2 separate regions of the Homo sapiens genome follow, and region 1 is linked to region 2. A link is an interaction called in ENCODE POLR2A ChIA-PET data of the cell type or tissue named here. Cell type or tissue: GM12878. All regions are shown on one strand.

Region 1 (4,000 bases), 390 kb before region 2:
ATTCATTCTCTCATCTCATTCTCTCAAACTCGTCAGTTTTCTTGGTGCTAAGTTTCACAATATATGAATAATGTTATTAGAACCAGACAGAGAGATGTGCTCCAAAGTACCAAATTAAAACCACTTTTTATACCTTGTTTAGAGTTTACCCATAATAAAGTTCTAAGATAAAGAAATTATATAATCTCAGCAAATTCTTAGGACAGTAGCCACTTGGTTGGTTTAATTTTTCGTAACAGTCTTAAGTTTTCGTTCATTACTTACAACATCTCTGACATATAAATAAAGGCCAACATCTGGCCTTTATTTGTTTATGAAATGAAATATTTAATATGCTGTTTCTACTTTCTTTTCTATCCAGCTCTTAATAAAGCATGTATTTAGAAATAGAGTCCAAAATTAAACGTTAACCCCAGTAAATGTTTTAGATTTTTATAATCAAAGTCATCACAACTTCGTTAGTAATGTGACTTCTTATGGCATATTTTGTTTTTACACATTGAAGCCCTAGATCATTCTAAATAATGTTGGGTTGCAAATTCCATAATCCATAATGAGCTATTAGAAAAAAGTCAGTTTCAAGTTGTTGCTAACGTAAGAGTTCTTAATTTCTTGACATTCTTTTACATAGAAGAAAATTTAAATGTTGGTGAAACCTTTGTTGAATGTTTTATTTATGTTGATTATTAATATTACTCTTATAGGGCCATAGGATGCTTAAGCTAACATTAAATTTTTATTTACTAAGGAATGTGATTTCTATGTGTTCACAGAATAAAGACAATGACACTCTTAAGGATCTGCTGAAAGCAAACGTTGAAAAGCCTGTAAAGATGCTTATCTATAGCAGCAAAACATTGGAACTGCGAGAGACCTCAGTCACACCAAGTAACCTGTGGGGCGGCCAGGGCTTATTGGGAGTGAGCATTCGTTTCTGCAGCTTTGATGGGGCAAATGAAAATGTTTGGCATGTGCTGGTACGTATCAACTGTGAACTGTTACTGGAGGTTCATGAAGCAGTGTGGAAAGATGTTTTAACAATGGTTGTTTCTGGCTTAATAAGATTGTAAGGATATTATTAATAGGCAATTTTTGCCAAAAATCAGCGTTCATTGCTTTTTAAGTATGGATCAATTTTTTTTTAAGTTGAGGAAGAGAAGCAAATGTACAAGTTTAAGAACTTTTTCTAATGATTTATTCATTATAAGATGTGTTAGAGTAGATAGCTACAAAAATATTTTAAATATTTGTTAAATATTATGTAATTTTTATGCTCAGAAGTTTAAAATATATTCTGTAGTTTCTGACATCTGACACATCTCTAGCAAGACAGAAGTATACAGATTTAAAAAATCAACATAATTAAAAATTGGACTATAAACCTTGGAAGATTATTTTATATATATTAATTTTAGGGTGTGTGTTTATGTCATTCTAGGAGGTGGAATCAAATTCTCCTGCAGCACTGGCAGGTCTTAGACCACACAGTGATTATATAATTGGAGCAGATACAGTCATGAATGAGGTAATTCGTGTGTTTATTCATAGTGAGAACTATATAAAATTTTCTCATTGAGGTTTGAGTTGAGAAAGATATTTGCATGCTTTGCATTTAGAGTTAAAATTTCAGTCTTTGCTGATCAAAAATAACTTAAGCCTCAGGGTGTTAAATGGAACATCTGGTAGGTGTCTTATTAGGTATAGCTGTGAGGAAAAACACATACTGTGCGGCAATTGCACAGATTTTATGTGTAATATACAGAAATCTTTGCATACCTGAAGTCTAAATCAAATTCTCATTTTCAATTGTTCATTGATTTCATTTTCTCTTCCCCTTTTTGTTCAGTGACAGCATTAGCTCAGCTATATTACATCCTTTTCCTTGTCTCTTAGCTAGCGGAAGTATACATTGCTAAATCAAAAATGAGAGAAAAGGCTGGGCACAGTGGCTCATGCCCATAATCTCAGCACTTTGGGAGGCCGAGATGGGAGAATTACTTGAGCTCAGGAGTTCGAGACCAGTCTGGGCAGCATAGTGAGACCTTGTCTCTACAACAAATACAAAAATTAGCCAGGCATGGTGGTGCATGCCTATAGTCCCAGCTACCTGGGAGGCTGAGGTGGAAGGATCACTTGAGCCTGAGAGGTTGAGGCTGCAGTGAGGCAAAATCATGCCACTGCACTCTAGCCCAGGCAACAGTTAGAGAGACCCTGTCTCAAAAAAAGAAGAAAAAAAAAAGAGTGAGAAATGAGGTGCCCAGACAACCAGGTCTTAATAATGGGAAGTAAAAGCAGAATATGTAGAACTCGGGTGTAAAAGAATTGTACTAAGAGTGCCAACTAGATCTTAAGGAACTGGCCATAAAGCCTTGTATGTAGTAAGTAGGCTTTGCTTGAATTAATATATTGAATTAAACCTGCTTGTGATTTTTATGTCTGGGGCAGGGCCCAGAATCTGTATTTTTTTCTTAGATTTCTCAGGTGATTCTGATAGCCAGGTTTGAGACACACTGTTCCAAAGTATGGTAACGTGAAACATTTTCTCCTGTGACACTTTTGCAGTCTGAAGATCTATTCAGCCTTATCGAAACACATGAAGCAAAACCATTGAAACTGTATGTGTACAACACAGACACTGATAACTGTCGAGAAGTGATTATTACACCAAATTCTGCATGGGGTGGAGAAGGCAGGTAAGGTCATTTTTTAGACTAAGTTATGACTGCTTAAACATACCAGTCAGATATGTTGCAGACATTGATTGTTTTTATTTTGAAAGAAATTACTGGTTTATTTTAAGACTCCTCTTAAAAAAAAGGGAAGAGCTAGTCTAGAATATTGAAACCAATTTTTTTAAAGTACATATCTAGGGAACATAGTATATATACTATAGTCCTTTTCTTTACTAACCTAAGAGCTAACAGCATTTCTTTTTAATTGAGAAATTATTGCGCATAAGCCATAATTATAGAAAAGCCTAGAATTTGGAAACATTCCACATGTTTTCAAAAGTTCTAATCCCATGCTGGGAAAAGGATAACTTAGTTGCTGCAGGCAGGAAAAGCTTCCGTTTGCTCACAGTATCTTTACCCACACTACCTGAGATTCTCCAGCTGAATGTTTCGCCACAAGTATTCTAACTTGTTGCAGTTTGAGAAAAGTAAGATAGATGTGTCATCCAAGAGTCTGGCCTATATGGGGCAATACTTGATCAAATTATCATTGTCCATTGCCCAGGTTTGTAAATGCCCAGAAATAGGATCTATTCGAGGCATTCAAAATTTATTCATTACAAGAGGCACTTCCTCATATAAACTACATTTGCAGAGAAGCTGCTATATTTGAATGACAAATTTTCAGTTTGCAATAGAAAAATACCCCCTCTCTAGTTAGAAGAATACTCAGGTCAGATTAGTACCACAAGAGTGCCTGCTGAGCATGGAATCAAACTGGAGGAAGAGATTCTGTGGACAGTGAAGACCAACAGCAAAGAACATCACATATTCTTTCATTTTTAATTATGTTAACTAAATTTGGCTACATTCTTTGGAAGACATTTTTTCTTTTGATGTGTTTAATACTGTCAGTTGGCCATTGCATTAGCTAGGCCCATACAGAACATTTTCGTCAGTCTGCCTCTGACCATGCATTTGGTCTTTTTGTGCTTCTGTTTTTATTCCTTCCTCAGAGGCTGACCACATTTCATTTATTAAATCTTATTTCTCTTAATTTCATTCTTAGGCTGTCTTTAAGTTTGCCCAGGGTCTTGCTGTTGCCTCAAGTGCATTGTCTATTACCACTTAATTACTTTGACCAATAAGCACCTTGTTTTCAAATGTAGCTACCTCTGAAAGGCCATAATTGATCACTATAAATTATTTAATCTTTATTTCTCTAAATCCCAGTCCAGTGAGAATTGCAGGGTTTTGTTTGTTTGTTTGGAGACAGCGTCTTGCTCTCTGGGCTGGAGCACAATCATAGTTCACTGCAGCCTTTAACT
Region 2 (4,000 bases):
TCCCAACATTGGAAGGCCCAGGCAGGAGGACCACTTGAGGCTAGGAATTCAAGATGAGCCTGGACAACAAAGCAAGACCCTGTCTCTACTTAAAAAAAAAATGTGTGTATAGCAGTTCTATTTATATTAGGAAAAAGTGGGGAAAACTCAAATGCCCAACAACATGGGAATGAGCAAGCAAACCATGCAGTTCAAACAGGGTAACCTTATGTAGCAATTTAAAAATAAAAGATAATAAGCGGGGCATGATGGCTCATGCCTACAATACCGGCACTTTGGGAGGCCAGGGAGGGCAGATCACCTGAGGTCAGGAGCTCGAGACCGGCCTGACCAACATGGAGAAACCCCATCTCTACTAAAACTACAAAATTAGCCGGGTGTGGTGGTACATGCCTGTAATCCCAGCTACTCAGGAGGCTGAGGCAGGAGAATTGCTTGAACCCGGGAGGCGGAGGTTGCGGTGAGCTGCGATCGTGCCATTGCACTCCAGCCTGGGCAACAGGAGTGAAACTCCATCTCAATAAATAAATAAATAAATAAATATAAAAAATAAAATAATAAAGGAAAATAATATTAAGAGAAAATACACAGAATAGTATATACATTGATGGCAGCTCTAAAATTTATTTTATAGTCATTCATAACAATAAGTTGAAAATTTGAAGCAATGATAACAATTTAATCATTATTAGGTAGCTCTTTCTTTTGCAAAGCTGTATCTACTTCTTACACAAAGATTAAAGAATCTTAGCTGAATTCTTCATTCAAATTGCCTACAGAATTTCCTCATTTGATGAAAGGTTTGAATTAGAGTAGTATCTCTAAAGTCTGTTTAAGCTCTAAAAATTCTGTGTACTTTCCTATTAAGCGCCATGAATTTATGGAGAACATTAAACATTATCAGTTCTACAGACTACAAAATCTTGGATCAGATTGCCGTTTTAAACATGAGTCTGTACTACTGTTTTAATTTTTACAATTTAAAGAGAAAATGAATCTGTAGTGACGTGACTGCAATCTGGTTCAGAAACCAAACATGTCAAGCATCTAAATTCAACTCTAGCCTATGTAATATTAGAAGGCAATAGTCAGGGTTTGCTAATATACCTATTTTCAAGCCTTTTCCAACTATTTCCCACTCAGGAATTAGGAGAAAAGAAATCAGATAATTACATAAATTATACCAATAATAGTAGCATTAAAAATGACAAGAATAACACATATTACGTGTTTATTATGGGCTACGCACTATGTCAAATGCTTTACTTGGATTTTTCCCCCATTTAATCCTAGCAGTATCTCTCAGATAGATTTTATTATTCCAATTTGCAGAGAAAGAAATTCAATGTCAGAGGAAATAAAGAATTTCCCCAAGGTCACCCAGCCAGAAAGAACAGAGTCAAGACCTAGCCTAAGTCTGCTAAACTCTAAAGCCCACGCTCTCACCCATTACACTACACTGCCTCCCGAACACAAAGTCAATATGAACCCCCTGAAAATCATCTCTGCTTTTCTGATTCATACTTTCTTCTCAATTATGAAGTATCAAGTTGAAATTAAAACCTCAGTGTGGCTTACAATCAGTGTAACTACATTGTAAAAATAATGCTGATTGGAGTTACCCTTCATTAAGACAGATCAGAAATACATAATTAATTAAACTGCATACTTTAAATTATAAGAAATATAAACCATGCAGTTATATGATGAAATGATGAGCAATAGGAACATTAAATGCTCTATGAGAATATATGGGTTTGTGGGACAGAAACAAAACAGAGAAGCAGCACCAGTGTCTGGAATTTGGCTTTCAGCAGCTTCTCCAATCAATGCTGGCAACTCCATAGTTCCCAGTAATGTGTGAGAGCTTCTGAGACCCCACAGCTTGGTCAATCATCATAATTATGATTATGAGACAACAAACACCTTCAGTGTATGATTTAATTTCCTGAACTGCAAGAGTATCTGTGTTAACAGGGGAATTGGAGGAATTACTGCTCTGACCATGAGTAAAAAATTCAGTATCAAGCTGCTGGTAAGGCAGGTCAGGAATGATAAAATAATATAGCGTGGAGAAATCTGCCCTGTCTTCATCTTGTTTAACTGACTTTCTAAACAGGTGTATTAATGACAAATTTTTCTTGGAGGAAAATTTTTTTTCTTTCCTAGGTTGGTGATTCAGAGTTAACTGCTTTATGCCAGTGGCAGTAAGAGGGATGTAGCGATCTGTTTAACTACAGCCCAATGAAGCAACTTCTCAATTATTCACTTATTAAATTCAATATTGCTGAGGGAAAGAAGGAATATGCACGCTAACCATCCTTAAATATTCAGAATTCATTCTGAATCACACTCAACATCACAACTAAGAAATTGAATTAAACCATTTATGTATGACATATATAATATGATTAATATGAATTATGAAAATTTATTCTAAGTTTCCATGTAATAAAAAGCAATTTAAAGTTATTTTTGCACATCAATTACGCAAATACCTGAGCTCTCAAAGTTGGAAATTTCCACACATCAGTGAGAAAATTCATTGTCTAATAAAAGAAAACTCTTAAAAACTATGAAATTAAAAGTATGTTTCTAAGAGCACTGCATAAAATTTTAAACAAGCAAAGCCAACTTATAAACAAATAACCTAAATTTATAAGCATAAAACTTTTAGCTACTCTCTCTATATATTTTTTTCACATAGAACATTTTCTCAATGGTAAGGTATTCACAAAGTAAAGTATAGTGAGACTCATTCTTTTGCTTGACATAGATAACTTTCCATAGGTAGATAGTTAATTACAGGATATTTTAAAGTAAAAATAGCAGCTGCTTTTGTTATTCCATTTAAAAGACTCATTACATTTGCTAAATAACTGAGATATGACACACTGGAGATGTTTTTTAGGAAATTATAAAATATAATTATGTTAACTCAAAAATTGCCAAATGTATCTTTCATTTCTCTGAATTAACTTGCTTTTAAAATAAATTTGAGCTATAGTAAAATTGAAAATAAATTACAAAAAGGAAATGTGGAATTAAAAATCATTAATCTGGGCAATCTTATTGAAAGAAATGAGGGCCTGGATCTATAGTTTTTTTGTTTTTGTTTTTGTTTTTTGAGACAGGGGCTTACTCTGTGCCCAGCCTGGAGTGCAGTGGTGCAATCACAGCTCAGTGCAGCCTTGACCTCCTGGGCTCAAGTGATCCTCCCATCTCAGCCTCCCAAGTAGCTAGGACTACAAGCACGCACAACCACGCCTGGTTAACTTTTAAATTTTTTGTAGAGATGGGGTCTGACTGTTGCTCAGGCTGGTCTCAAATTCCTGGGCTCAAGAGATCCTTCCACCTTGGCCTCCCAAAGTGTTGGGATTACAGGTGTGAGCCACCACATCCGGTCCCAGATGCCATATACATTTTAATCACAAAAATGAAATGTCAACCATCCTGCAGCAAGACTATTATTTGTGATGCATAATTTCTTACTTTCAGATTGTGAGAGTGTTTCCTGACTTCAGTTCTCACCAACAGCTGAGACAATATGTGAGAAATGGGAAATGGGAGTGACAGGAGAGCCTGAGACACACAGAGACCAAAAGAAATGTGCCAGAGAGTTGGCCAGCATGGGAGAACAACCAGTACTTCCTCCCAGTTGCATTAAAATAAAGTGAGATAAGATCAGTAAACAGTGCTCCTGCTGTATAATAATCTGCATATAGAATACTCTGTGATGGGAGAACACTGGCTCTTTCAAAGATTTAGGACTCTCCTAGATAAGAAAAGATGGTGGTTCACAGAGGCACTTGCCGAAGAGCCAGGTCACTGCTTCCTCTGGGGTCTCAGTGTTTGAAAGTAGAGCTTTTAAACAATCTATTTACCTTGACCCATATTCATCAGAGACATTAAATATCAAACCTGAAGCCTCACCCAGGGTGCTGCAGACTGGCACGTCTGTGATCCCTACAGAAATTGCGCTGGATGGCTCTCACTGTAA

Evidence for each region. ChIA-PET counts read pairs that join two places held together with the same protein. Peaks named below come from ENCODE experiments on the same cell type or tissue, not always from the same donor. Only the 100,000 strongest peaks of a DNase experiment are listed, where the experiment ranks them.
Region 1: POLR2A ChIA-PET joins it to region 2 with 5 read pairs; 2 of 35 experiments call an interaction of 5 or more read pairs at or near these places.

What each region holds. Positions count from the first base shown.
Region 1 is chr2:170,948,766-170,952,765 of GRCh38, forward strand. GORASP2 (golgi reassembly stacking protein 2) reads left to right here. Exons shown (of 10, transcript NM_015530.5): 3 at 774-977; 4 at 1,439-1,525; 5 at 2,563-2,693. Among named protein-coding and RNA genes, the nearest start is that of GORASP2, 22 kb to the left of the region's middle. In GM12878, no CTCF peak of the experiment used is centred here; a DNase peak (open chromatin) is centred at 1,766; H3K27ac peaks cover 1,813 bases.
Region 2 is chr2:171,342,921-171,346,920 of GRCh38, forward strand. The region is part of intron 3 of METTL8 (methyltransferase 8, tRNA N3-cytidine); the gene reads right to left. Among named protein-coding and RNA genes, the nearest start is that of METTL8, 89 kb to the right of the region's middle. In GM12878, no CTCF peak of the experiment used is centred here; no DNase peak of the experiment used is centred here; H3K27ac peaks cover 1,495 bases.